3 separate regions of the Homo sapiens genome follow, and all the other regions are linked to region 3. The links are chromatin loops, found by intact Hi-C in ENCODE. Cell type or tissue: PC-9. All regions are shown on one strand. Links, peaks and the distances in the headings refer to the core of each region. The heading gives the core; the rest is flanking DNA. Region 1 overlaps LOC105376136 (a long non-coding RNA gene). Region 2 overlaps SHC3 (SHC adaptor protein 3). Region 3 overlaps SHC3 (SHC adaptor protein 3).

Region 1 (10,233 bases), core at 1,974-6,973, 260 kb after region 3:
GCATTTCCCCCAGTTTCCACTGAATGGCTTTGGGAAAGAAAAATCTTCACCAGTCAGCCCAGCTAGGGATTCAGGGAGTCTCTCAGACCTTTTCCATGGATCTGCCAACTCCAGTCCTCTTGCTTTCTCTTGGCGAAGGGAGGATAAGGGGAGTGTTAGGACTGTGTGTCTTCTCTCAATCTCACAAAGCCAGGCCATGTGCTGAGGGCTGTCTGTTTATTTTCCCAAGTACAGTGGTTTATTAGTCTGTTCTCATACTGCTATGAAGAAATCCCCAAGATTGAGTAATTTATAAATGAAAGAGGTTTAATTGACTCACAGTTCTGCATTGCTGGGGAGGCCTCAGGAAACCCACAACCATGGCAGAAGACACCTCTTAACAAGGCAGCGGGAGAGAGAATGAGTAACAGCAGGGGAAATGCCAGTCGCTTATAAAACCATCGCATCTCTTGGGCCTTACTCACTGTCATGAGAACAGCGTGGGGAAACTGCCCCCATGATCCAATTGCCTCTACCTAGTCCCTCCCATGACAAGTGGGGATATGGGAACTACAAATAAAGATGAGATTTGGGTGGGGACACAGCCAAACCATATCATTCTGCCCCTGACCCCTCCCAAATCTCATATCCTCACATTTCAAGACACAATCATGCCCTTCCAACTGTCCCCCAAAGTCTTAACTCATTCCAGTATTAACCAAAAAGTCCAAGTCCAAAGTCTCAACTGAGATGAAACAAGTCCCTTCTGCCTATGAGCCTGTAAAGTCAAAAGCAAGTTAGTTACTTCCTAGATACAATGCGGTACAGGCATTGGGTAAATACATTTATTCCAAATGAGAGAAATTGGCCAAAACGAAGGGGCTAAAGGCCCCATGCAAGTCCAAAATCCAATAGGGCAGTCATTAAATCTTTAAGTTACAAAATGATCACCTTTGACTCACATCCAGGTCATACTGAGGCAAGAGGTGAGCTCCCATGGCTTTGGGAAGCTCCACCCTTGTGGCTTTGCAGAGTACAGCCCCACCTCCTGGCTGCTTTCACAGGCTGGTGTTGAGTGCCTGCAGCTTTTCCAGGTACATGGTGCAAGCTGTCAGTGGATCTACCATTCTGGGGTCTGGAGGATGGTGGCCCTCTTCTCACAGCTCCACTAGGCAGTGGGGACTCTGTGTGGGGCTCCAACCCCCACATTTCCCTTCTGCACTACCCTAGCAGAAGTTCTCCATGAGGGTTCCACCCCTACAGCACACTTCTGCTTGGACATCCAGGCATTTCCATATATCCTCTGAAATCTAGGTGGAGGTACCCAAACCTCAATTCTTGACTTCTGTGCACCCACAGGCTCAACACCAAGCGGAAGCTGCCAAGGCTTGGTGCTTGCACCCTCTGAAGCAATGGCTCAAGCTGTACCTTGGCCTCTTTTAGCCATGGCTGGAGCTGAAGCAGCTGGGATGCAGAGCACCATGTCCTGAGGCTGCACAGAGCAGTGTGTACCTGGGCCTGGCCCAGGAAAGCATTTTTCCCTCCTACGCCTCAGAGCCTGTGATGGGAGGGGCTGCCATGAAGGTCTCAGACATGCCCTGGAGACATTTTCCCCATTGTCTTGGTGATTAACATTTGACTTGTTACTTATGCAAATTTCTGCAGCTGGCTTGAATTTCTCCCCAGAAAATGGGTTTTTCTTTCCTATCACATTGTCAGGCTACAAACTTTCCAAACTTTTATGCTCTGCTTCCTCTTGAATGCTTTGCTGCTTAGCAATTTCTTCTGCCAGATACCTTAAATCATCTCTCTCAAGTTCAAATTTCCACAGATCTCCAGGGCAAGGGAAAAACGCTGCCACTTTCTTTGCTAAAGCATAGCAAGAATCTCCCTTGCTCCAGTTCTGAAGAGGTTCTTCATCTCCATCTGAGACCACTTCACCTGAACTTCATTGTCCATATCACTACCAGCATTTTGGTCAAAACCATTCGACAAGTCTTTAGAAAGTTCTACACTTTCCCACATCTTCCTGTCTTCTTCTGAGTCCTCCAAACTGTTCCACTCTCTGCCTGTTACCCAGTTCCAAAGTTGCTTCCACGTTTTCGGGTATCTTTATAGCAGCAACCCACCCTTGGTACCAATTTACTGTATTAATCTGTTCTCACACTGCTATGAAGAAATACTTACCTGAGACTGGGTAATTTATAAAGGAAAGAGGTTTGATTGACTTACAGTTCTGCATTGCTGGGGAGGCCTTAGGAAACCCACAATCATGATGAAGGCACCTCTTCACAGGGTAGCAGGAGAGGAATGAGTGCCAGCAGGGGAAATGCCAGACACTTATAAAAACATCAGAGCTCATGAGACTCACTATCACAAGAAAAGCATGGCGGAAACTGCCTCCATGATCCAATTACCTCCACCTGGTCCCTCCCAAGATACATGGTGATATGGGAACTAACTTGAAGATGAGATTTCAGTGGGGAAACAGTCAAACCACATCAAGTGGCCTGTGGTGTTCAAGGTTAAGTGCCTTCTCCTAATTCTGCAGAGTTGAGCTGGCTATCTACAGGTGTTCTTGCATGATCTGAAGAGACTTGTACACTGGCTGTAGGAGTGCATGGGGAGCACTGGCTATGGAAGTTGTGCGGAGTTCTGGGGGCACATGTGAGCTAGTTGGGGGGATAGTCCACATTCTGTAAGGTTTGTGTGTGAGCCTCTTGATGAAATTCGCAAGGTGGTTGGTAGAAACTGTGGCCCTTTGCTAAGTCCCATGTTCCAGTTGCTATGAGCTTCCACCACTTTTCCCTGTTCCTAGCTACTCAAAGACTATTTAGCTGTACCAATCCCTTCAGTGTTTAGGGTGGAGTGAAAAGAAAGTGCACCTCCCACATGGCTGGGGAAGCCAGGTACTAGTACACTACACTTTCACTTTCATCTTTCCCTGCAGGAGAAATCACAGGCTAAGAGGGCCTCTCTTGTCACTGGGCTGTGCCTTTGGGGGAAGGTTGATGCAAGTAAAGTGAAACTGTTTTTCTTACCCATTTTTCTATTGCTAGTCTCAGATTTTTTGCTCCTATGGGGTGCTGGAGCCTTTTTGCTGGACTTCCAGGCTTCCAGAAAGGTATTGTTGGCAATGGGCAGTTGCCAAAATTGGTGTGTCTGTGGAAGGCTAAGGACTCAAAACTCCTATTCTCACTGATGTCACTTCTCAGTAAGTTGGTTTGTGAGTAATAAAATTAATATCTTCTTTTTATTTTTGCCCCAATATTTGTTTCTTAATTTTTAATTTTAATTTTAATTTTTCTTTTAAGTTTCACATATACCCGGTTTACAGGGTCAAATCATTAGAAAATCAAATAATTAGTAGATTTTCCTTCTTATCCAGCATACTGAAGACTTCATATTTATACCAAAAAACAAATTTTTTAATATACCAAAATAAACAGACATTCCATTCTCTGAAGTCCTTGTGTGGATTCAACTGCTTACTAAGCAACTAACATAAAATATGAAATAAGTCTAATCATAACAAGTTAAAACAATGTTCTACCTTTAGAAATTTATTTAGAAATTTATATTAAGTACACATGATTCAAAGATTTTAGTAGTATTAATACTTATTCCTAGAAAGGATATATAATATTCTTCTGAGTATCTTTAAAACTGGATTAAAGGAAGGTGTCTTCTTATTTTTCTATTTTTCCTGCTTCCTGTTAGCTATTTTTAAAAATATTTTATTTGTTAGTTTGAAAGTTACTAATGAGACAAGCCAACACTCAGGATAATGCTTTTCTAGTTATCTGTTCCTTCTCATGACTGTTCCCTGAGAAAATCCAATTATCTTCTTCTATCACCACCATTTCACTCCCCACACCCTACAACCAGTGGCATGATGGAGTTGGCCCAGGAAGACCTGTTTTCCCCCATGGTTAAATTATTATAAATCCTGTGAGCCTGTTACTAAACAGTTGGTAGCTTGAAATCTGACACTGGAAGAGTATTTACACCAAGGAAATTGGCCAATTCTACTAGGGCTTCCTCCACTCCTCCCAGAGCCCATTGTTAAATATTCACTTAGAACACCACTGCAGGCCGGGCGTGGTGGCTCAGCCTGTAATTCCAGCACTCTGGGAGGCCAAGGTGGGTGGACTGCTTGAATCCTGGGCAACATCATGAAACCCTGTCTCTACAAAAAAAAAAAAAAGAAAGAAAGAAAAAAATAGCCAGCAGTAGTGGCTGTGGTTCTAGCTACTCGGGAGGCTAAGGTGGGAGGATCGCTTGAGCCCGGGAGGCGGAGGTTGCAGTGAGCCCAGATTGCACCACTGCACTCCAGTGTGGGTGACAGTGAGATCCCATCTCAAAATAAAGTAAAATAAAATAAAATAAGAACACCACTGCCTACAAATGCTCAGCCAAAAAGCAAAGTCCATCTTGAGCTACTGTTTATAAACAATAGGAGTAGCAAGCCCTCTCGTGGCTATTATCAGAATTGCAGAGGATAAGGAGATAAGGTAAAAAGATCAAGATTTCATCCCAAATATGTTTTATATAAGGCTTTAGAATGATAGTGTTGATTGTTGTAGTTTAATATCTCCTGCCTCTGTGCAAACTTTTCTCAAACTACCCAAAAAACACCACTTAGGTTTCCCTTTCTCATGAGTTGTAAATATCTCCTTAGTAAGAGTAGGCTTTTCTTTGTGTCCCTATAGCAAAGACTGTATTATTCACTTTTAAGGACATGCATTTTCTGTGGGTTACTGTGGGCATGTCACAGGAAAGGTTGTGTGTTTTGAAACTGTCTGTGTATCTTAGCCATACAATTAAGCCATATGAGGAATGCAAACCAGTCACCACTGCATATTAAAACACAAACCACATCAGATTACCCTCCTGCTTAGCAGGCCTCAATGGTTTCCTGTTGTATCTAAAATAAAATCCAGATACTTCACCAAACCCCATGGATCCTCGGTGGCCTAGCTCCTGCCGTGTCTCCTGCTCTGCTTTTCCTTACTGTCCCCTTCCCGTTATACAAATGTTAGGGCAAAGGCCACTCCTCAGTGGGGCCTTTTCTGGACACCTGCTCTGAACCAATGCCCACCCACCCACCCATCTGTTAATTGGTCACATCATCAGGCTTGGTTTTCTTCCCACCACTTATCTCCACCCAAAATCATCCTATTTGCTTACGTGTTGAATCTGACCCACCCAGTGGAAGGGAAGCTGGAAGCTCAGTGTGGACAAGCCCTGGTCTGTCTTACACACAGTGTTTTCCCCATAACAGGCTCCTGGTGTGAGTCACGGGGAAAGCTACAGATGCCCACAGGCAAAAGAATTGGGAGCCCTACACCCATCTACCCTCCAACCCCAGCTCTTATTTGAGTGTAGAGTGAAAAACTGGCTCATTTTGCCCGGGACTGTCACTGTTTTACCATTAAAAGCCACCATCCTAGGAAATCCTTTACCCTCAGACAAATCTAGAATGGCTGGTCACCTTATATGTTATCTAGAATTGCTTTCTGGGATGATTTTGAAAAATAAATGACTTTTTTAAAATATAAAAGCTTCCTCTGAATAACAAAATTTAATTTGCAGATTATCCTTTAGCATTCTATAAAAAATATTATTTATTTTAGCAGAGTTGACTTTTCTTGGCATATACATTTGTATTTGTCTTAGCACTTAAAATATATATGAAGCATATTGTAAAAAAAAAGAAAAAGGATCATATTGTATTCACAGGTAATGCTTTTAATTTTAAATGTCATTGAAGAAATAATCTGGTACAAACATGGCACACATGACTCATTGCTGGTAGGGTTAGAGACTTCCCACTTGAAGTCACTTTGATTCCTAAAATAAGTTTATTGATGTGTTTCTTTTACATTACATCTTCCTGATTTTAAAAAAATGTGTTATGTTTTCTTTTCTTTTTCTTATTTTTTTATTTTAAGACAGAGTCTCACTCTGTTGCTCAGGCTGGAGTGCAGTGGCATGATCATAGCTCACTGCAGCCTCAACCTCCTGAGCTCAAGTGATTGTCCCGCCTCAGCCTCCCAAGTTGCTGAGACTACAGGTGCATGCTACCATGCCTGGCTAATTTTTTTTTTAATTAGAGACAAGATTTCACCATGTTGCTCAGGCTGGTTTTGACCTTCTGAGTTCAAACTATCCTCTCACCTCAACCTCCTGAAGTGCTGGGATTATAGTCATGAGCCACGGCGCCCCAGACCTTATTTTCAAAAGATATATTTTTCTTCATTTCTCCTTGAACTTGGAGGGAACACTGCCTCAAAAGAAGTACATTAACAACATTGGCTAAACCTTCTAAGTCGTCTAAATTAGGAAAGGATCGGTTGGCCTTCAGGTTACATTTATTAGAATGACTCACTGAAGGGAACAAATATTTCAAAAGATAAAATGTAATTTTCAATTTAGTGAATTAAAATGCAACCACGTGTAATCTGAACTCACCCACATGATCAGTGTACAGAAGAGCTTTTGATCTGTATCATGTTGTTGAAAATTCATTAGAGGCCACGCAAGCATTTCTACTTGTTGGTTGTATCATCCTGTTGGCAGGAAGACAGCTAGCACTGAGGCCAAGGGCTGTGGAGGACAACAAGTAGTGACCAGGAATGCATATCATCCTATCTGCTGTTTCCAGTCCTCATTCTCACTTTTGTCAGGATTTCCATCTGTCCTCAGAAATCAGGAAGAACCAGCATCAGGGCAAAGAGTTCAGGGGCAGTATGCAAAGCTTTACTAGTTGACATGGACATTAATGTTGGAGAGGGAACCTGTGGATCTCCTCATTTCCCTTCTCGATCGCTGTTGACTATATTCCAAGGCTAACAAAAGGTTTGCAAGACAAAATCTTGAGGACAAACCTTAAGTCTGTTAAAGTCACAGTCATGACATTTCTCAAAGTGTGATCCAGTGAACATCCACAACCCGAAATCACATGGGGTGCTTATTAAGAATGCGGGTTTTCAGGTTCTGTTAAATCAGAATCCCTCGGGGGCGGTCCCCAGGAACCTGCATTTGTAACAAATCCTTTGGGTGGTTCTGGCACATACTAGGGTTGAGGCTTCATGATCGTTTGCTATGGTGTGAATGTGTCCGCCAAAATTCAGGAGTTGGAAAATTAATCCCAGTGCAGCAGTGTTGACGGGTGAAGCCTAAATGGGAGGTGCTTAGGTCATGAGGGCTCTGCCCTCATGAACAGATTAATGTGGTTCTAAAAAGGACTTGCAGAAGTGCGTTCTCTCTATTCTGCTCTTCTGCAATGTGAGGAGAGTTTTTGCCCTTTTGCCCTTCTATCTTCTGCCACGTGAGAACGCAGCAAGGCTCTCATCAGATGCTGGTGCCTTGATCTTGGATGCCCCAGCCTCCAGAACTGCAATAAATTTCTGTTCTTTATAGATTTCCCAGTGTCAGGTATTTTGTTATAGCAGTATGAAACAGGTCAAGACTTTCTCAATCTTTACAGCATAACTGATCAGGCGCAGTGGCTCACGCCTGTAATCCCAGTGAGAGGTGACAGTGTGCTGGCAGTCCTCACAGCCCTCTCTCGCTCTGGGCGCCTCTTCTGCCTGGGCTCCCACTTTGGCGGCACTTGAGGAGCACTTCAGCCCACTGCTGCACTGTGGGAGTCCCTTTCTGGGCTGGCCAAGGCCGGAGCCCGCTCCCTCAGCTTGCAGGGAGGTGTGGAGGGAGAGGCGCGGGTGGGAACTGGGGCTGCGCGCCACAGGCCAGCTGGAGTTCCGGGTGGGCGTGGTCTTGGCGGGCCCTGCACTCGCAGCTGCCGGCCGCCCCTGCCGGCCCTGGGCAATGAGGGGCTTAGCACCCGGGCCAGCGGCTGCGGAGGGTGTACTGCGTCCCCAGCAGTGCCAGCCCACCGGCGCTGCGCTCGATTTCTCACCGGGCCTTAGCTGCCTTCCCGCGGGGCAGGGCTCCGGACCTGCAGCCCGCCATGCCTGAGCCTCCCACCCCCTCCATGGGCTCCTGTGGGGCCCGAGTCTCCCCGATAAGTGCCGCCCCCTGCTCCACGGCACCCAGTCCCATCGACCACCCAAGGGCTGAGGAGAGCGGGCGCAGGGCGCAGGACTGGCAGGCAGCTTCACCTGCAGCCCCAGTGCGCGATCCAGTGGGTGAAGCCAGCTGGGTTGAGTCTGGTGGGGACGTGGCGAACCTTTTGTCTAGCTCAGGGATTGTAAATACACCAATCGGCACTCTGTACCTAGCTCAAGGTTTGTAAACACACCAATCAGCACCCTGTGTCTAGCTCAGGGTTTGTGAACGCACCAATCGACACTCTGTATCTAGCTACTCTGGTGGGGCCTTGGAGACCCTTTGTGTCCACACTCTATATCTAGCTAATCCGGTGGGGAGGTGGAGAACCTTTGTGTCTAGCTCAGGGATTGTAAACGCACCAATCAGTGCCCTGTCAAAACAGACCACTGGGCTCTACCAATCAGCAGGATGTGGGTGGGGCCAGATAAGAGAATAAAAGCAGGCTGCGGGAGCCAGCAGTAGCAAACCACTTGGGTCCCCTTCCACACTGTGGAAGCTTTGTTCTTTCGCTCTTTGCAATAAATCTTGCTACTGCTCACTCTTTGGGTCCACACTGCTTTTATGAGCTGTAACACTCACCGCCAAGGTCTGCAGCTTCACTCCTGAAGCCAGCGAGACCACGAGCCCACCGGGAGGAACGAACAACTCCAGACGTGCCGCCTTAAGAGCTGTTAACACTCACCTGGAAGGTCTGCAGCTTCACTCCTGAGCCAGCGAGACCACGAACCCACCAGAAGGAACAAACTCCGAACACATCCGAACATCAGAAGGAACAAACTCCAGACGTGCCACCTTAAGAGCTGTAACACTCACCACGAGGGTCCACAGCTTCATTCTTGAAGTCAGTGAGACCAAGAACCCACCAATTCCGGACACACCAGCAGTTTGGGAGGCCAAGGCAGGTGGACCACTTGACATCAGGAGTTTGAGACCAGCCTGGCCAATATAGCAAAACCCTGTCTCTACTAAAAGTACAAAAATTAGCTGGGTGTTGTGGCAGGCACCTGTAATCTCAGCTACTTGGGAAGCTGAGGCGGGAGAATCACTTGAACCCAGGAGGCAGAGGTTGCAGTGAGCTGAGATTGCGCTGCTGCACTCCAGCCTGGACAAAGAGTGAGACTCCATCACATACATACACACACACACACACACACACACACACACACACACACACAGGGCGTAACTAACTCTCAGACTCCCTCTCCCCAGCTAAAGACATCTAGGCAAATTTTCATCCTGGTAGCACCCATGGGGAACTCCCTTCTCAACCTCCTTTTCCATGGAAAAATATCCATGAGCCCTGAGGATTTGAAATTCAGTTCATACAAAAGCGCCTTCCTCACCTCATCTCGTGGGAAAAAAAACCTGTCTCCCGAGTAAACATTTCATATAAAATAGTACTCAAGTCACTCCTCTCCAAAAACTTCACCTGGCCTCTTGCTTTCACATGGACATTAAGAGGCTAGGCCTCAAGTCTGCCTTTTCCTTGAGCCTGCTTTTCTCTGACGCAGAAGGGGCCACTTGGCAGGTCTGGCAATCCCACGTTCCGAGACTGGAGCTCTACAAGCGGGACTTGGAGCTGCCTGTGGCTCTGTTATTCCTTACTCCTTGGTGATACTCTTCACTTTGGTAATATTTTAGTAGGTATTGTTAGAAAGTAAACCTTCATTGAATTCTCAGAAAGAGTAAACCACTAAAGCATAATGAAGTAAACTGACAGTAACTAATTTATTATGTGTAACTACAGCACAGAATAATGCTACATAAGTTGGAATATAACAGTGGAGTTTAAAATGGATTTGGATTAAAAAGCACTAAGGACAAATAAAATTTAAAAGAGCAAATAAATTTACATATTTGAAATACGTAATTTAAGTATTGTTTTTATAAATAGTTTCTACTTTATCATTTCACTGGTTGCCAGAATCATGTTTTAGACCAGCTAATTTTCAAATATCTCTGAAGACTACAGCTGGGACCTGAAAAGCATGAACAAGTTTAAGTGGAAAACAGCCAACATTTCCTGGAATAGAAGAGATGACCCTAGGCTGAAATCGAAGGCTTCCCACCTGTGTCCACGACACTCAGAAAAGTGATTTCCCATTGCCACTACCTGGGAAAAGGGCATTGCCTTCAAGAGCCACTCCAAGGAGGTTGCCAGTTCTAGAGAAGCTTGAG
Region 2 (10,233 bases), core at 2,067-7,066, 120 kb after region 3:
AATGAGAACACTTGGACACAGGGTAGGGAACATCACACACTGGGGCCTGTCATGGGGTGGGGGGAGCTGGGAGGGACAGCATTAGGAGATAAACCTAATGTAAATGATGAGTTAATGGGTGCAGCACACCAACATGGCACATGTATACATATGTAACAAACCTGCATGTTATGCACATGTACCCTAGAACTTAAAGTATAATAAAAAAATTGTTCAGAATATCTACTTTGAAGCATTAGATTCTAGATGAGGCCTGGGGACATGTGAAGTGCCATGCCCCTTAGCCATGCTGGAAAGAGTCAGCTCTTACAGCACTTCTGTCTGGTGTCCTAGGCTCCACACCTGGCACATAATTATAATCACTTATGAACCAGGTTTTTCACCAAAAGTAAAAGTTGCTAAAAGTTAACAGTGCAATATGTGTTTGAGACTACTAAAGAAACAGTTCTACAATATGCAAGGAGTGTAAGGAAAGTAGAATATACTTTTGGTAAAAGATTATAAGAAGGCCTGGGAATGTGGATTTCTTGCCTGTGTTTAAAGGGTAAAAGGATTCTTTTAAAGTGAGATAGAAAAATATTAAAGGTTTGAACAAGTTGTGGAAAGTTTATTAAAAAATTAATTGTTAAAAAGATTCTTTGTGTGAACATATTATCTAGAGTTAAAGGGGGTATTATTCAGTTTTTCTGAATAATAGTTGAACACTAAAATAAAAGCACAACAGGATTTTCTCAGAGCACTGATCTGCTCTTTACTGAAAATTGTTAAGGGATTATAAAGGGTTTATAAGAATCTTGCCTTACAGTTGAACTGATTAAGATTGAATAGATTTGTCTAATAATTATAGTTGTTATGTTAAATTATTGTGTGCCATAGATGTAACCAAAATTTCCTTGTCAATTGTGACTTTAATAGTGGCTGTCCTAAGACTCTTTGCCATCCACAGACAATTGTTTTCTTGTTTTGATCCTCTTCAAAAGGTGGTTTATAATCAGCTATAGAATTTGACAGGTACTAACGAATGCAGGTTTCTGATAACTTTGGAGATTGTAACATTAGAATAGAGGAAAAATCTTTAAGGGCTCTCATGGAGAGCTGAAATGTTTATTAATATCAAGCAGAACAGAAATTAACTGCATGGGCTGAACTAATAGAAGACTGAAGTAATCTTTCTGACTTTTGCTTAAAATGTAGCTGATCTTTTGTTTTGTTTTCCAGAGTTAAGGAAACTTTTCTTTTGAGGTATTTACAGCCTTTAGCAATTGAGTAAAGTATACTCCTGTAAACAAAATTCAGAGCATATTTGTTTCTCTTTATGTGATTTCTCCAGAATTTAGAAATTATTTTTGAGTAATCTTAATTTATGGCAATATAAATATTTGCATAAGTACAACAATCATGTTTTCTTTTGTAACAGGAAACAATTAGAGAAACTGGTTATTTTACCAAGGCTTTGACTCAAACGGTGTGCTTTCCTCTACGAAATCAAACTTGACTTGTAGAGCCAACAAAAGCCCCTTGGGAAAACTGGCCTCATACCTTTTCTACAGCAGTCCCTGTGCAGGGTTCCTGACCTGTGGTAAGTAAAGAATGTCACTTTCTGACAGGCTGAGAAGCCCCAAGTTTTCTTCAGACCTCAAAAGAAGAAGCATTTATTTAACTCAGGTATTTGAGGGTACAAACCCATGGCTGGGTTTGGCTTTAAAAAAAAGTCTTATCTAAGATTCCTTTTATAGAAAAGGAATTCCATCAAAGCCAATTTAAAAAGCATATTTAAAAAAAATTATTTTTGATGCACCTTATACAAATAATCTGGTCAAGTATAAGACTAAGGCTTATTTTTGCAAACAAATCAGTCTGTTATGATTTGTCTTGAGTAAAAGTGGGATAATAGAGAGAGAGAAAAAATTATGTTTCAAGTACTATGGTACACCTGTTATAAAATTCTGGTTTCATCAGTTGTTTTTGAGGGTTTTTTTTCTGCGATTTAGACTGACTCTGTTTATTCCTGTGAATCAATCAGTGATCTCTGGCTGCAGCTCAGAAGAATTGAGATGGATGAGTAATGTAGAAACAATCTGGATCAATATTCTAATTCTCAGCATATACTGGAATCAGCTAGCAACCCCATATCAGCTTGGTTTCAACAATTTTCCAGTTCATAGAAAGCCTTCTTATTTAGTTTACTTGGCATAATTTTGCTTATTTTGCTTTACTGTTGTGGAATATATTGCTGTCGTACTCCTTGTGTAGGAATGCAGGATAAGCTTACGCAATATTCTCTTAAATTGAACACTTATTAATCTTCCAGATATCACATTTTGTCAGAGCTCAAGAGTCATGAATGACCCTCACCAAACTGATGCTTTCTGACTGAGCTCCTCTCTACCCTGAGGAGCCCCAGTAGTTAGGCAGGAATATCATTACCCCTATTCAGCCTGAAGAAATTACAAAAGATGGATCTTTGTCCCTCTTCAACCCTTAGGATTAAGGGTTCTCTTAGAAAAAGGAGAGGAGAAACATGTCAGAGGCATTTGAACCAGATCAACTTCATCTTGAATAGGGGCTGGAAAAAATGAGGCTGAGACCTACTGGGCTGTATTCCCAGGAAGTTAAGGCATTCTAAGTCACAGGGTATGATAGGAGGTCAGCACAAAATACAGGTCATAAAGACCTTGCTGATAAAACAGCTTATAGCAGAGAAGCTGGCTAAAACCCACCAAAACAGAGATGGCGATGAGAGTGACTTCTGATCCTCCTCACTGCTACATTCCCACCAGCACCATGACAGTTTACAAATGCCAGGAAATGTCAGGAAGTTACCCTATATAAAAAGGGAAGGAATGCTCAGTTCCTGGAATTGTCCACCCCTTTCCCAGAAAGCTCATGAATAATCTATGCCTTGTTTAGCATATTATCAATAAATAACCATAGAAATGGGCAACCAGCAGCCGTTGGCGCTGCTCTGCCTACGGAGTAGCCATTCTTTTATTCTTTCACTTTCTTAATAAACTTACTTTCATTTTACTCTATGGATTTGCCTCGAATTCTTTCTTGTGCGAGATCCAAGAATACTCTCTTGGGGTCTGGATTGGGACCACTTTCAGGTAACAATATGGCTGGAGTGTATTAGACCATTCTGCACTGCTATAAAGAACTACCTGAGGCTGGGTGATTTATGAAGAAAGAAGGTTTAATTGACTCACAGTTTCACGGGTTGTACAGGAAGCATAGTTGGGGAGGCCTCAGGAAACTTATAATCATGGTAGAAGGGTACAGGGGAAGCAGGCACATCTTACATGCTTGGAGCAGGATGGAGAGAGAGTGAAGGGGGAGGTGGATATACCTTTAAACAACCAGATCTTGTGAGAACATACTCACTATCATGAGAACAGCAAAGGGAAAATCCACCTCCAGGATCCAATCACCTTGCACCCGGTCCCTCCCCCAAAATCGGGATTACAATTCAACATGAAATTTAGTGGGGGGACACAAAGCTAAACCATGTCATGGAGATACCATTGTTTTTCCACTTTAGTCCAGATTCTCAGGAGCATCTTTATACACATGGCTAAGGGCTCAGCAACAGTTCACACTTAGCTAAAAATGGCTTAAGTTTCAGTGTGTTTTATTTCTCAAACTCAAGATTACTTTGAGGATCTCAACACATTATGGTTTTTGGCACCTCCAGTTAACTGCAATAAGCCTTAGATACACAACTTCCAATTAGGACATCCAAAAAATCCCAAATCTTAAGAAATTGATGGTACAATTGTGGCAGACAGACTTTGTGAAAACTCAAGTTCATGATAAAAAAATTCCAATCAAGTTTCTGAAACTTTTTTATTGGGAAACAGGAATATTAGCAAACTGCACTATTATTAAAAATAATAACTCAAGGGCACAGAATAAAATTAGCTTTCTGAATGAGAAATATTAAAAGCAAAAACGTCTAGGGGTGGAGACAGAGTTCCTGTAACAGAAATGAGAATGTCAGTGATAGAATAAACTGAGCTAGCTTGCTAAAGAATTCAAAGAAATAATGAGAGTGTGTAGGCAAGAAATCAGAGTCATCAGAAGAGCTGCAACTTACAAAGACCCCAAAAGCAAACTCAATTCATCAGGAGCAAGAGGAAAATAAATGAAACACGTTGCTCCTTCAATCCATAAGAAAAGAACGATAACAGCCCATAGTACAAAGACAAAGCCATTATTTTGTAACAGAGTCTTCACAAAGACTTTCCTCTGCAACTATGAGTCTGTGCAGGCTGCAAACGCACTGAAAGGGCAGGAAGCCAAACCAGAGTTGGGAAAGATTAGTCATAGATGTCACCCTTTGTAGACTCTGATGCTTCTCGCCTTGCCCTGGGAAGCCGTGAGCTGCCAGCTACAGAGACTTGGGGGACAAAGAACATGCATCTGAGGGCAAGGGTGACAGCAGATCTGTCCTACTGGTGGAGAGAGCTCCCAATCCAGACCCTAAGAGAGGGTTCTTGAATCTGCACAAGAAAGAATTTGAGGCAAGTCCATAGAACTACGTGAAAGCAAATTTATTAAGAAAGTAAAGGAATAAGAGAATGGCTACTCCATAGGCAGACCAGGCCCAAGGGCTGCTGGTTGCCCATTTTTATAGCTATTTCTCAATTATATGCTAAATAAGGGGTGGTTTATTCATGCCTCCCCTTTTAAGACCATATAGGGTAACTTCCTGACATTGCCATGGCATTCGTGAACTGTCATGGAGCTGGTGGGAGTGTAATAGTGAGGACAACCAGAGGTCACTCTCATTGCCATCTTGGTTTTGGTGGGATTTAACCAGCTTCTTGACTGCAATCTGTTTTATCAGCAAGGTCTTTATGACCTGTGTCTTGTGCCAAACTCCTGTCTCATCCTGTGACTTAGAATGCCTAACCGTCTGGGAATCCAGCCTAGCAGGTTTCAGCCTCATTTTATCCAGCCCCTATTCAAGATGGAGTTGCTCTGGTTCAAATGTCTCTGACATTTCCCCTCTCCCTTTTCTAAGAGAACCCTTAATCCTAAGGGTTGCGGAGGGATAAAGATCCATCTTCTGTAACTTCTTCAGGATGATTAGAGGTGATGATATTCCTGCCTATTAGGGTCTCTTATATTAGGCATAGAAAGGAGCTCTGTCAGGAGGCATCAGTATAGTAAGGGTGATTCATGACTCTTGAGTTCTGAGAAAAGGTGGTATCTGGAAGATTAATAAGTATTCAATTTAAGAAAACATTGAGTAAGCTTATCCTGCATTCCTACACGAAGAGTACAACAGTAATACATTCCACAGCAGTAAAGCAAAATAAGTACAATTATTTCAAGTAAACTAAACTAGAAGTCTTTCCATGAATTGGGAAACTGTTGGAACCAGGCTGATATGGGATTGTTAGCTGATTCTAATGCACCCAGAATTAGAATATTGATTTTATCCAGATGTTTTTTACATTACCCATCCCTCTTATTTCTTCTGAGCAGCAGTCAGAGATTGCTGGTTGGTTCACAGGAATGAGCCAGATCAGCCTAAGTTGAAGAAAAAACTCAAAAACAACCAATGAGACTAGAATCTAATAACAAGTGTACCATAGTTCTTGAAACATAATCTTTCTCTATCCAGTTTACCATTGTTACTAAGGACAAATCATGGTAAGACTGTTTTGCTTTATTACACTTGGCCTGATTATTTGTATAAAGTGCAGTAAGAATAATTATTTTTCACATAAGCTGTTTTTAAATTGGCTTTTGTGAAACTCTGTTCCATAGAAGGAATCTCAGATAAGACTTTTATAAAGCTGAGCCCTGCCATAGGTTTGTACCCTCAAATACCTATGAGTTGTGTCAATTCCTTTCCTTTTGAAATCCCAAGATAACTTGGGGCTCCTGGGCCTAAGATAAGTGCCATTCTTTACTTATCACACAGGTCAGGAATTCTGTACAGAGACTGCTGTAGACTAGGCATGAGGCCAGTTTCTTCAAGGGGCTTTTATTAGCTTTACAAATCAAGTTTGATTCCTTAAAGGAAAGAACACCATTACAGTCAAAGCGTTGGTAAAATTACCAGTTTCTCCAATTCTGTCCTATTGCAAAAGGGCTGATAAAGGCTGACTCTTGAGCCTAGCTAGGGAGCATGGCTCTCCATATGTCCCTAGGCCTTATTTAGAATCTAATGCTCTAAAGTAGGTAAATTGAACAATTTTCAAAACTTAAAGAAACAGTTTATTACCTTAAAGCATTTAGCAAGCCTAATATCTGACCTGAGTAATTTAGACCAAATGTTTAAATTTTGAAGACATTTTAATTTTACCAATAATTTTTAAAACTGTCATTTCTTGAAGAGTACTAAAGTCACATGAACTAAAAGCCATTAGACTTTTTACTTTTCTGACAAAATGCTTGATTTAAGCAGTCATTGTTTTTAAACCAATGAAAGCTTCTTTTTTATATCACAAACACACAACACACATAAATACATGACAGAAGAAGACCCAGTAGTTGTAAGATTTTTCATTTACCAGTTTCTTAATTGGATTACTGGCTTCAGGGTGGAGCCCAGAGCCAGGAAAGCATGCATTTTCTAGGGCTAATAAGCAGGGACAGCTGGAAGGCAAACAGATTCCCCCCCCCAGATTAAGGGTCCTGCTTTTATACCAGATCTTGGATCCCAAAAAGAAGGAATCAGCCCCTCCCCATGGAAGTCTTATCTCTCAGTGGCGGTGGTGGTGGGTGGGGGGGCGCATCTCCATACTTCCTAGGTGGCCAAGAGCATGTGTTTCTTATCCAAGCATGCACAGCTGAGTATTTCCCAATAACTGCCATTAGCCATCTCCAAAAGTATATTTCCTACCTAGTTATTACACACCAAATTCTCTCATAATGCAAAACAATTTCTGATACCTGCAAAAGTCAAAAACATCAGATACGGCAATGCAAAACAGAACAAAGCCTTAGATTTTGAGAGGAAACTAACTGCTTTTAATTCCTGGGGTTTCATGAGGAAAAAAAAGAGAATTTTCCCAAAACAGGGTCCGTGGCACTTCCTCTGTTTTTCTCCAGGAGTTCTAGGCTGTTAGTAATTATCTCAGGTTCTCTTATGTCGGCATTAACAGTGGCAAAAAGACAAAATGAAGAAAAACAGTTCAGTCGACTGAGGAGAAAAACTTTTTTCAGAAAGAACAAGATTCAAGAAGGGGAAAAAGATAAAGCCCTTTTAAATATATATAGTTTAGATATCCATATTTTAAATTAATTAAGCTGATTTTTAACCATAGCGCTCTTTTAAAAAGTCATGGTAAATTTCTTATTACCAGACTTTAGCCAGGCCAAACAGCCAATATTTCTGGCTCAGTGAAAGGAAAATACAGGACAGTTTTTGGAGGAGAAGAGAATAACAAATGGTAATGGTCATGCAGATATCAAACAAGAAAGAACTCATTCCCTAAGCAGGGAATTGACCCTGAAGTTGGGATGCCATTGTAATGGCAGAGACCAAGAGAAAGTACTGCCACGTATTTACAAGGTCAAGCTCCCAAGGACATAACTGACCAGTTTGCTGGGCTGTCTTGAACAGCGAGCTTGTGGAGTCCCAGGGCTGTGTTCTATCCTACGGTACCCTTCTTTATGACAGAACAATACAGAAAGACACACAAATCATGCCAGATTCACCACAGCTTAAGAGTAGCCTCACAAATCTTTTTTCCATTAATCAAAACTTTATGAAGGAGATAAACAGTGATTTTTACCATTCATTCAACTGGTTTGCACAGAGAGAGAGGCCAGAAGTCTGACTGGTAAGAAATTTTTACCCTTTTGCCAGCATGCCAGGCTTCTGGGTTCCCTTTCCCTAGTGAACAGCCCTAGTGACCTGTGGGCTGCACCACAGCCCTGGGGGCCAAGCCACATTATAAAGGAAAATTGTCTTTTTCTGTTCTGGCCGGAGAAAAATACATGTGACAAAGCAGACACTAGCTGCCCTGCTTAGCACCCAATGTCAAACTACTATGGCTCAAACTTGCTCCTGATTGGGCCCTGTCATCATTAATCCAACCTCTGACCAGCAGTTTCAACTTGCGGTCACAGGGCAAGATGATCACCCTGAATAATAAAAAATATAGGAAAGGAAAAAGAGAGAGAGAAATGCGTTGTCTGCAGCAGGGTGGGGGAGGCGAAGAGGTCAGGGAGGCCAGAGAAAGACCCATCTATTGCAGCAACACTGAAAAGTTCAGGTGGCCATTTGTCGGTCATAGGAGGGATCTTTTCCAGCAGTTCCATCAGCTCTCATGTTTCCCCTTTAGGGAGAAAAAAGCTCCCCATGTCCCTTCATCCTGTACATGCCTAATTCTGTCGCCCACAGCCATCAGCAAAGAATGTAAGGCAGATTAATTAAAAAAGAATAGGAATTAACATCCCATGGTGCCAAATCCATTCTTAGCCCAGAAGGACTTTACTAAATGGCTCCTCCAACCCCCTAAATCTTAGGAATGACTCTAACCTTCTTAAGTTGGGCCTTGAACCCAAGTTCAGTCGAGTTTCCTTGCCTTTTATTAAGAGGGGCCTTTAAGGCTGGGTGCGATGGCTTGCACTTGTAATAACAGCACTTTGGGAGGCCAAGGCAGGTGGATCACTTGAGGTCCAGGAGTTCAAAACCAGCCTGGCCAACATGGTGAAACCCCATCTCTATTAAAGATACAAAAATTAGCCAGGTGTGGTGGTGGGTGCCTGTAATCCCACAAGGCAGGTGGATCACTTGAGGTCCAGAAGTTCAAAACCAGCCTGGCCAACATGGTGAAATCCCATCTCTATTAAAAATACACAAATTAGCCAGGTGTGGTGGTGGGTGCCTGTAATCCCAGCTACTCAGGGCTGAGGCAGGAGAATCACTTGAACCCAGGAGGAGGAGGTTGCAGTGAGATCGCACGACTGCACTCCAGCCTGGGCGACAGAGTGAGACTCTGTCAAAAAAAAAAAAAAAAAAGGCGGGGGGTGTCTTTTACCCACTCTGTCTTAGGAGAGATTCTAACTCCCCTAAGTTGGCCTCTAACCCAATCCCATCCTTTACTCACATATATGCACACCACTTGCCCAAAGTCAGCCAATTGGTGTGTGTACAGATAATTTTCCTTCGGGTCGAGGGTCTCCTCAGTATCATACCTTTGGAGTTCACCAGAAAGATGTTACCGGACCCCACCACTTACCCCAAATTAGCCTTTGGGTTGGGGGCTTCCTCAGTATTGTCCCTTCCATGGTCACCAGAAAGATGTTACCAGAAATGGGTCCTGATCCAGACTCAAGAGAGGGATATTGGATCTCGGATCTCGCACAAGAAAGAATTTGAGGTGAGTCCATAGGCAAAAGTGAAAGCAAGTTTGTTAAGAAAGTAAAGTAATAAGAGAATGGCTACTCCGTAGACAGAGCAGCCCCAAAGGGTGCTGGTTGCCCATTTTTATGGTTATTTCTTGATGATATGCTAAACAAGGGGTGGATTATTAATGCCTCCCCTGTTTAGACCACATAAGGTAACTCCCTGATGTTGCCATGGCATTTGTAAACTGTCATGGCACTGGTGGGAGTGTAGCAGTGAGGACGACCAGCGGTCACTCTCATTGCCATCTTGGTTTTGGTGGGAATTAGCCACCTTCTTGACTGCAACCTGTTTTATCAGCAAAGTCTTTATGACCTTTATCTCGTGCCGACCTCCTATCTCATCCTGTGACTTAGAATGCCTAACCATCTGGGAATCCAGCCCAGCAGGTTTCAGCCTCATTTTATCCAGCCCATATTCAAGATGGAGTTGCTCTGGTTCAAATGCCTCTGACACTTCCACCCAGGAGTTTCAGAAGGTGAAGGGAGTTGGGAAACGCATCATTGTAGGCAGAATTGCAGAAGCTTCCACAGAATCTGAAAAGTTAGAGACAGAGGGATGGGGGTCCAAGTATAACAGAAATTTTTTTTGTGTTCCTGAGTCACAGGAGAACTGGTTGGTCAGAGATGGCTTTTAGGGCTGAATGAATGCTGCCGCTCTGAAATTGATCTTGCTATTGCCTGTTGCTTGGAACCTCCAGGGACCCAAGGGGCAGACTGGCCTTTTTCGGGGTTAGTGTGTCAGTGTGCTTTGTAAACTGTAAGGTCATACTCAAAACATATATCCCTCATTTTCAGGCGAGAGGGAAGTACCACTAAACCTTTAAGCCACTGATATATGTCTGGACTCCATCAAAGTGTCCT
Region 3 (10,233 bases), core at 1,890-6,889:
AGAAAACCTAGGCAATACATTCAGGACAAAGGCATGGGCAAAGACTTCATGACTAAAATACAAAAAGCAATGGCAACAAAAGCCAAAATTGACAAATGGGATCTAATTAAACAAAAGAGCTTCTGCACAGCAAAAGAAACTATCATCAGAGTGAACAGGCAACCTACAGAATGGGAGAAAATTTTTGCAATCTACCCATCTGACAAAGGGCTAATATCCAGAATCTACAAAGAACTTAAACAAAGTTACATGAAAAAAACAACCCCATCAAAAAGTGGCCAAAGGATATGAACAGACACTTTTCAAAAGAAGACATTTATTTAGCCAACAAACGTATGAAAAGAAGCTCATCATCAGTGGTGATTACAGAAATGCAAATCAAAACCACGAGATACTATCTCACGCCAGTTAGAGTGGTGATCATTAAAAAGTCAGGAAACAACAGATGCTGGAGAGGATGTGGAAAAATAGGAACACTTTTACACTGTTGGTGGGAGTGTAAATTAGTTCAAACATTGTGGAAGACAGTGTGGTGATTCCTCAAAGATCTAGAACCAGAAATACCATTTGACCCAGCAATTCCATTACTGGGTATATACCCAAAGGATTTTAAATCATTCTACTAAAAAGACCCATGCACACGTGCGTTTATTGCAGCACTGTTCACATTAGCAAAGACTTGGAACCAACCCAAATGCTCATCAATGATAGACTGGGTAAAGAAAATGTGGCATATACACCATGGAATACTATGCAGCCATAAAAAAAAGGATGAGTTCATGTCCTTTGCAGGGACATGGATGAAGCTGGAAACCATCATTCTCAGCAAACTAACACAGGAACAGAAAACCAAACACCACATGCCCTCACTCATAAGTGGGAATTGAACAATGAGAACACATGGACACAGGGAGGGGAACATCACACACCAGGGCCTGTCAGGGGGTGGGGGGCTAGGGATAGCATTAGGAGAAATACCTAATGTAGATGATGGGTTGATGAGCACAGCAAACCACCATGGCACGTGTATGCCTATGCAACAAACCTGCATGTTCTGCACAGATATCCCAGAACTTAAACTGTAATTTAAAAATGTTATTTAAAAAAAACTCTTGATAAAGTAGTTTTTTTTTCTTTCTTTCTTTCTTTCTTTTTTTTTTTTAAAGAAAACCCTCTTGATAAAGTAGGAGAGGAAATTCCTCAACTTGATAAAGAATATCTATGGGCTGGGCATGGTGGCTCATACCTGTAATCCCAGCACTTTGGGAGGCCAAGGCAGGCGGATCATTTGAGGTCAGGAGTTTAAGATCAGCCTGGCCAACACAGTGTAACCCCATCTCTACCAACAAAAATTCAAAAATTAGCCGGACGTCATGGTGGGTACCTGTAATCCCAGCTACTCGGAAGGCTGAGGCAGGAAAGTCGCTTGAACCTGGGAGATGGAGGCTGCGGTGAACTGAGATCATGCCACTGCACTCCAGCCTGAGCGACAGAGCAAGACTCTGTCTCAGAGAAAAAAAAAAAAAAAGAATATCTACAAAAAAACCCTACAGCTAACATTATATCTGATACTGAGGAACTCAAAGATCAAGAACAAGACAAGGATATTCCCTCTCACCACTCCATTTCAATATCGTACTGGAAGTCCTAATATTCCAAAGAAAACCTATAGAATTTCTTTTTTGATTTCATTTTTGTAAACCATTATTGCTAAAAATGTGTTGCCATTTTTAGGTAGAAGTCTCTAAGGTTTCACAGCAGCTTAATTAATATATGCCTCTTCTCTAAGCTGGGGAAGAAGTGCACACTTGACTCTGTGTGGCCTGTGGTCAGAAGGCCTCACCTACAGTGTCCAAAAGTAAGACAGTAAGATAGAAAAGAAAAAAAAGGCATACTGATTGGGAAGTAAAAAATGAAACTGCCTTTGTTCACAGATGGCATGATTGTCTAGAAGAAAACCTGAAAGAATAAAAAAAATCTCCTTGAACTAATTGTGATTATAGTAAGGTTGCAGGACATAAGGTAAATATACAAAAGTTAATCACTTTCCTATATATCAGGAATGAACACGTGGAATTTAAAATTTAAAATGCCATACCATTTACATTGGCACCCCTGAAAATGAAATAGGTATAAATCTAACAAAATACCTATGAGATCTACATGAGGAAAACTACAAAAGTCCAATAAAAGAAATCAAAGAAGAACTAAATAAATGAAGAGATATTTCATATTTATGGATAGGAATACTCAATATTGTCAAGGTGTCAGTTCTTTGCAATATTTATTAAATAATATCAAATACAGTCTATTTAAAAACAAAAATAATAAATGAATATTCAGCTTGAGAGCACTGGGTGGGACTCGGTTTTCAGGGAGAGAAGCTGGAGGAAGTGAGGTTTTACAAAGAAACGAAAGCAACATCTACTCCTAAAACAAGGGCACTTTGGAGCCTCTGGAATGGTTCATAGTAAGGAATTACTTCTTTGATTTGATTTTTGTAGACCTTTACTGTTAAAAATGTGTATTGTTTTTAGGTAGAGATCCCCAAGGTTTCACAGCAGCTTAATTAAAATATGCTTCTTCCCTAGGCTAGGGCAGAAATGCACACTCAGCTCTGTGTGGCCTGTGGTCAGCAGGCATCACCCCCAGTGCCCAAAAGTAAGGAGAGTGGGGGTCAGGTTAAGGGGTGAAAGAGGGAGAGGTGACAGGGGGTTGGAAGGTGGAAGATAGGAAGGGTGGGGGTGAGAGGTGAAGGTGGAGGGTGAGAGGCAGCAGGGCAGGGAGGTGGGGTGCCAGTTGTGGGGCAGGCTCCTTTGTGCCACATTGTGGGTGTGGGGGCCTCTGTGGTCTGTGGACAACAGCAGGTCTGACTTGTCATATTCATCCTTCCCTCTGGGCCTCCTTCAGGTCCCCAGGTGGTTGGTGGGAAGGTGAGGGCTCCTCCTCTGGCTGTGACGTACGTCCATGTCAAAGCAGGACAAAACAGGGACAGTTTCTGGTGCCAGGATCTAGGGGGACACTAAACTATCACCAGCAACAGAATGAGACAGATAAATCATCCTTACCGAAGCTCTTGCAGGGGCTGGCACAAAACCGCCCTCATGTGCAGTAGGAGATGCAGGCCCAGGAGGAGAGCAAAATGGGCAGGCCAACCTCAGTATGTGGGTGTTGTGAGTGGAATGTACAGGCATAGGGGAGGGGACACAGGTGAGTCCCCCTCACCAACTCTCCATGTCTCCTCCATCAGCAGTGACTAAGCTGGGCACAAATGTCTGTTTGCAGGGTTGTGTGTCTGGGTGGAGCTCTGCCACTGGGTGCGGTACCTTGGTGATCCTCCAAAGTGCCCAGTGGTGGAAGGATGCAGGGGAGAGCCTCCTGCCCTATGGTGGCACACATGGGCCTCATGAGGACACTCAGGGCTTGGGGAGGTGCCCAGGGGAGCTGTAGGGATCTGCTGAGCTGCAGCCCCAGTTTGACCTCACAGGGACATTTCGCACTGAGCTTCAGCGCCCACACAGGAGATGCCCGCCAGTTGCACCAGCCTTCTGGAACACTAATATTCTAGCAGAATCAGGTTTGAAACTTTTGTTCCAACTGTATGGAAAGTACACTCGTGTTAGTATTGACTATCATCACTGCCAATTCTACCTTAAAAATGATTTTTCAGGAGCTCTGCAGCTGGATAGAGGGGTAGTCTCCTTCTGCCTCAGGGAAAAGCCCAGGCTACCTTGGGAACTGTGCCATCTCCATGAAACCTCCAGGACAGCATTTGATGAGTCACTGCTCCAGAAACCACAAAGAAGTCTTCACTCAGCTGCCAGAGTAGGGAGGCCAACACCACCGCACTCAATGTCCCCACAGCCATGACCTCAGTGACCAAAGACAGCACCAGATCGGCTCACAGAGTGGAAGGCCTAGGCCCAGGTCACCTCTGGGAAAGCACAGCTGACCCACAAAACTAACCTGAAACCTGTGTAAAAACCCACAAACCAGAAGCAAAGCAGAGAGAGAGAAGGAAGTACCGCAGGAAAGTGAGCAGTGGCTCTCCCTGAACCCTGCCTGGATGCCAGGGCTCACCTGCCTTGGGCCATCCCAGGTGAGGCTCCTCTGTCCTGCACCAGGTGGAAACTGAGGGTTTCCAGCACCCCTCGGGGCCAGTAGAACACAGTGCTAGGAATCGGAACCTTGAGAGATGGAGGGCTACTTCCGCATTGCCTGTTGTTGCCCTCTAAGACGTTTCTTTTTTAGCCATGGAAAAACTCTGTCACACACAGCCCTACCTGGATACCCAGGATATATGACTTGGGAATAAAATGGGAGGAGGTCGGCCCTGGAGCATTCTCAGGACTCTGCCTGCCCCTGGGGGCTTCCAGAGCAAGACTACGGGGTGGTCTTTCCCACTCAGAACTTGTAAGTCACACGACTTGCCCGAGCCAGAGGTGACTGAATGGGCTGCGTAATTTCCATATTTCCTTTGTAGCGAACAAAGGCACAATGTCAATGAGAGAAGTCAGCTGGTCCTCCAGCAAACAGAACTGAGGCCTCAGTTCATTTTGCTGAGCAGGGAACTCCGCCCCACCCCACATCCCAACAGGGCTGGACCATGATCTTAGCCAAGACCCAGGGCAGGAACCTGAAGAGCCTCGGGCACTATTTAAACACTTTGGCGGTCCTGTCGGGGCTCCAGGAGCCTAGAAGGAGATTCAAGGACACTTCAGTGCAGGAAGGGAGGGTTGGGGGAGGGGGGAAATTCCTACAGTGGGGAAAGCTCAGACCTCCCACTTCCTTCTTCAAAGCCTGCTCCACCAGTCTGGCCACCGTCACCTGTGGCTTTGCGGCGGGATAGGTAGTCAAGGAAGTTTTTGGGACGTGGCAACCGTGGGACGTACAGTCAACACAATAAGCCTCAGCATTCACACTGTAGTCCAGCTAATTCAAGCACAGCTATCTTCAGTAAGGAATTTCCCCCTCTAGAGAGCATGCGCACTTTAATTTTAGTTGTCCTCAGAATGACCCTTTGCTCATCATAATAGCAAAAAAACACAACCCTGGGTGGAGATTTAAGATGCTAATGAGATGTGACTTATGAACAAGCATGTACAGCTACTGCGCATGTGCACCCAGAGGACCATCCGAACATGCTTATAGCAACACCTCCTTATGAAAAATCATGAAAGCCTCCCATAAAGGGAGTCTCCCCTAGTGCCCGTCTTTAAAATAAGTGCCTAGTGCACTTATTTTAAGTGCATCTTATTTATTTATGGATTTGTCTCATCCTTACCCCGAAGCCTGCCCTGAATTCTCTTACGGTGTACTGTCTATTCTGCACCTAACTTTCAAAATATTCTTTCTCCTTTGTAATAAATTGCACTATTTTGCACCTCCCTTGCTGTGTTGTCTTTTGCTCAAATTCTTCTAAATCAAGAAGACAAGAACTGAGGTCTCACAACAACCATAAACAGCTTGGAAGGTTTTTCCAGGCATGTGATGGGTTTGAGTGAGTCAGCCACCCCTGGCCTTGCCTTCTTTGGAAGGGAGGGCAGGCGCAGGCTTCCTCTATGAGAAGCGAACACTCAGGGAGAGAGGTCAGCCTGGGGCCTCAGGCCCACCCTGATCTTAGCATGAGAGCTGATTGCCCTTCAGGAGTCAGCAGCCCAGAATAAACTCTGAGGCCAGCTTGATAAGCCTTATCAACAAGGTCTCTTTGAGTTGCTTACAATATTTTTAATCATCTGAGAAAGTCTCAGAGTAGAAGAAAATCAGATCCCACAGATCAAAGCTGCCAGCAGCTCAGTGGGAAGGAATCAAGCTCCATGCATTCAGAAAGGCTGGGTTTATTTAGGCCCAAGGATGCTTGGGAGCCTGAGAAGCAACTCAGAAGTGTGGGAAATTAAAATCGTTAAGAAATATGCAGCATATTCTGATTTCCCAAATCTGCCATTGAGGCCATAACCAATCTTACTGTTTCTCTTCTCTGCCACAACCTCCAGAAAACTGCTTGGCTTGGGGGAGGTGGAACTTCTTCCTGGCTACTTCTTTTACCATCTATTCTTACATACTTTCCAGAAATTCAGTAGAAATTAATTTTTCAAATTTTATTCATCCAAGCATCTAGATGATCCACTTCTGTGTTTAACTGGCCATAGACAGCAGAACAGAATCAGAAGGTATGACCACATAGAGAAAAACCACTGGTCAAGATATCACAAGTCATCAGTTCAAATCCTGTTTCTACTGCTAATGTGCTCTGTTTGCCTGACAAGTTACCTAACATATCCTTCCTCATTTTTAAAAGGGTCTGTTGCCTAGACCTGTGGTTCCCAACTCTAGCCCCTGAAGGGCTTGTGAAAGTTCAGACTACTGCCTCATCTCCATCCCACACATCCAGGCCCCATTCCGAGTTCCTGACTCAGCAGATCTGGGGTGGGAGCTGAGGATCTCGTTTCTAAGCAAGCTCTCTGATGCTGAAGCTGCTAGATTAATGGCTGGCCTAGAACAGCAGCTCCAGCTGTGGGTGTGATTCGTAAGTTACCTGTAATGCAACAATGCCTTCCCAGTTCACTCAGCCCCCTCTCATGGTCCAATCAGAAACAAACAGCCCCTCTCAGGATGCTCCCCTGATGTGTAAAGGGCATGGTCATCCCAAGCCATTACCCTTGAAGCCCTTTCTCTCCTGGGTGCACAAGCAGCATCCTGTGCATCTTATTTATTTATGGATTTGTTTATTTTTATTTATTTATTTAGAAACAGGGTTTCATTCTGTCACCCAGGCTGGAGTGCAATGGTACGATCATAGTTCACTACAGCCTCAAACCCCTGGGCTCAAGCCATCCTCCTGCCTCAGCCTCCTGAGTAGCTGGGACTACAGGTGCACTCCACCACTCCCTGTGTGCGTTATTAAATACTGCCTGTCCTGCTCAGTCCAGTGCAGTGACAAGTGAGGAGAAGACAGTTTTGAGCACCTGCCACAACTTGGCCTGCCACCTGCTAATGACACTCCTTATAGGAAGTTACTGACCTCTCTGTAAGATGGCTATCGCGAGTCCTGCTTCACAGGACCGTTTTCAGAATGAAAGGATTAATACAAGTGAAGTAGTTAGTACAGTGCGTGGCATCAAGGACATGCTGGGGAACATTTGCTATTCCTATTTTCTTACCCACACTGCACAGTTTAACCTTACACTGGAGGTGATGGCATCCCAGAAGGATTCTGAGCAGGGAATGGACATCAGCAGAGCCTCCTGCAGGGTGGGCTGGGGCTGTCACTGGGAGTCCAGGTGGGTCAGGAGGAAGAGGCAGCTTACAGGGATATTTAGGGGAGTTTGTTCAGCATCTGAATGCAGAGTATGAGAAGAGAGGTGTGGTGTGGCGGGGAACCCAGGAGGGGCAGCTGGGGCTGAGGAGGTGGGGACAACACCTTCCACTGCAGACGCCATGGGCTTCAATTGCCTGGGAAACGTGTAAGTGGAGTTGCCCTGTGGGCAGTTAGAAATACTGGTTAAAATTTTTCCATTAATGACGACACTCCATCAATGACAAAATGATTACATCTGCCCCTTATAAAGGGTCACATTCCTAGAAGAGGCAAAGCCGTCAGATGGGGACATCTTGTGATTAAAACATGAGTTATCCTGGAACAGGTCACACACACACACACACACGTACGCACACACACATACACACACACACAGGGGCTGACCTTTGCCCACTTTCTCACTTCTGCTGGATCCACTGAGAGACCCCACCCCACCTCCAGGCTTGTAGGCTCATGCCTGGATCCAGCCTAACCCAGGTGTGATGTAGACCTGTCCCAGACACAGACATGCTGCCCAAGCCTCTCCTACATTTGAAATTAAGACGTGATCCAGGTCCATCCCAAACCTGAAGGCTGAGCCACAGAGCTGGGCCCACATCAGCCCCCAGGCCTGCAATGTGTAAACTAAAAATAAAATTTGAAGCCTCCCAACCATCAGAATGAACACATCCTCTCAGCCAAGGCCATTCCAAAGTTAACCTGAAAAACTAGGTCAGGCCATGATGGGAAGTGGGGGTCAGACATGCCTCATTATATCTTCCTCCCTTTGGAATTCAGGCACAACTGACCAGCAGTAACATTTAAACAGAGACCTTAAGACTTCTGTAGCAATAAGACACCCAATTCCAGCCTGACTCTAGCATAGCATCACATGACAGATAGCAGGCCCTGAAAGAGATTAAAGTATTTTACCCTAAAATATGTGTCCTTGGCAATATGTCTTTGGCATATTTTGAAATGGCCCTGCAAAGCTGTCTCTTGTGGGGAAAATCTGTATTCTGTAGAGAATCCCTTTCCCTTTCCAGGTCTTTTCCTTTATCCAGGAGAGAATTAAGTAAGAGTCTGGTACCTTTTTAAGTCTGATGAGAAACATTGGCTGGGCACAGTGGCTCACGCCTGTAATCCCAGCACTTTGGGAGGCCAAGGCAGGCGGACCACCTGAGGTCAGGAGTTCGAGACCAGCCTGGCCAACATGGTGAAACCTCATCTCTACTAAAAATACACACACACACCCCAAATTAGCTGGGCGTGGTGGTGCATGCCTGTAATCCAGCTGCTCAGGAGGCTGAGGCAGAAGAATGGCTTGAACCCAGGAGGTGGAGGTTGCAGTGAGCTGAGATTGCGCCACTGTACTCTAGCCTGGGTGACAAGAGTGAAACTACATCTCAAAAAAAAAAAAAAAAAAAACAAGAAAAGAAAAAGAAACATCTACAGTCTTTTCTCTCTGAAGCCTGCTACCTGGAGGTTTCATCTGCATGGTAAAACCTTGGTCTCCACAACCCCTTATCTTAACCCAGACATTCCCTTCTAATGATTCCAGGTCTTTAGATAAACTCTTTCAACCAATTGCCAATCAGAAAATCTTTGAATCCACCTACAACCTAGAAGCCCCCTACTTCACATTGTCCCGCCTTTCTAGACCAAACCAATGTACATCTTACATGTACGGATTAATATCTTATGTATAAAATCAAGCTGTAGCTTGACCACCCTGGGCACATGTTCTCAGGATCTCCTGGGGCTGTGTCACTGGCATGTCCTTAACTTTGGCTAAATAAACCTCTGAAATGATTGAGATTTGCCTCAGATATTTTTTGGTTTACAAATGCCAAGAGCCCAGCTTGGAACCCTGTCCGCCCAGGGCTTACATGCCCACAAGCAACCCCTTTGCCTGGGCGAGCACTCACTTTCCACCTGAGGAGTGAGCCTGACCTTGAATCCCTGCACACCTGGGCCCTTGGACAAGTCCTCTCTTTCATGCTCCTGTGGTTTTCTGGACTAGCCTTGTCCAGGGAAAGGAGGAGACTCCTGGTCTTCCCTGGCCCTATTGCTTCTGGATCTCACTTCCTTTTCTAGTTCCGAGCTACTGAGAAGCCCCTTGTCATCTCCAAGGTTGCCCAAGAGTCAGCAAAGTCTGTTCTTGACAATAGAAATGAAAAAATGGTAGAGAACTGACCGTGGTGACCAAACAGGAAATGTGTAGGAAATTGTTCCCAGTCAGGATTTCTTCAGAGCCTGGTCAGAGAAGAGCAGAGAAGCTGTGGACACAGCTCTGAGTTCCCCTGGGGCTAGACGCATTGTCCTGGTCATTTGTGTATTTACACAGAAAAGAGAGGAAACTTCCTTACCAGTTATTAAGTGAGCATGATGCTAAAATTTACCTGTGTGTTTTCATTTCTTTAATTTTGCTTGATTTTGAAGTTTTTGACAGTAGACAACTAGTGATGGGTGAAATTCTGATTTTTTTTTTTTGAGACTGAGTCTCGCTGTCGCCCAGGCTGGAGTGCAGTGGCACGATCTCGGCTCACTGCAGGCTGTGCCCCCCGGGTTCACGCCATTCTGCCTCAGCCTCCCGAGTAGCTGGGACTACAGGCACCTGCCACCTCACCCGGCTAATTTTTTGTATTTTTAGTAGAAACGGGGTTTCACCATGTTAGCCAGGATGGTCACAATCCCCTGACCTCGTGATCCGCCCGCCTAGGCCTCCCAAAGTGCTGGGATTACAGGCATAAGCCATAAGCCACTGTGCCCGGCCAAAATGCTGATTTTTCATAGCAGTTAGGATGAGTACAGGAATTGCCCTATCCCACCTTCTCCGAACCCAGAAAAAGGACAGTGCAGGAATTAACAACTTCTAAAAACAAAAGGGAAGGAGGCAGTGATCTCAACACATTACAGACTAACAGAAAAGATGG

The links. Hi-C counts contacts between places; a loop is a spot of excess contacts. Peaks named below come from ENCODE experiments on the same cell type or tissue, not always from the same donor. Only the 100,000 strongest peaks of a DNase experiment are listed, where the experiment ranks them.
Region 1: a loop joins it to region 3, with 4 times the contacts of the local background. A loop is called at or near these places in 11 of 110 quality-filtered maps.
Region 2: a loop joins it to region 3, with 8 times the contacts of the local background. A loop is called at or near these places in 4 of 110 quality-filtered maps.

What each region holds. Positions count from the first base shown.
Region 1 is chr9:89,274,738-89,284,970 of GRCh38, forward strand. LOC105376136 (a long non-coding RNA gene) reads right to left here. Exons shown (of 3, transcript XR_930101.4): 3 at 5,710-10,233. Among named protein-coding and RNA genes, the nearest start is that of CKS2, 31 kb to the right of the region's middle. RefSeq lists an enhancer at 7,314-7,832. In PC-9, for the core only: a CTCF peak has its summit at 4,484; no DNase peak of the experiment used is centred there.
Region 2 is chr9:89,133,709-89,143,941 of GRCh38, forward strand. The region is part of intron 1 of SHC3 (SHC adaptor protein 3); the gene reads right to left. Among named protein-coding and RNA genes, the nearest start is that of SHC3, 40 kb to the right of the region's middle. In PC-9, for the core only: no CTCF peak of the experiment used is centred there; DNase peaks (open chromatin) are centred at 4,313, 4,873 and 5,243; H3K27ac peaks cover 3,064 bases.
Region 3 is chr9:89,017,550-89,027,782 of GRCh38, forward strand. The region is part of intron 11 of SHC3 (SHC adaptor protein 3); the gene reads right to left. Among named protein-coding and RNA genes, the nearest start is that of S1PR3, 31 kb to the left of the region's middle. In PC-9, for the core only: no CTCF peak of the experiment used is centred there; DNase peaks (open chromatin) are centred at 3,802 and 4,872; H3K4me3 peaks cover 702 bases; H3K27ac peaks cover 3,302 bases.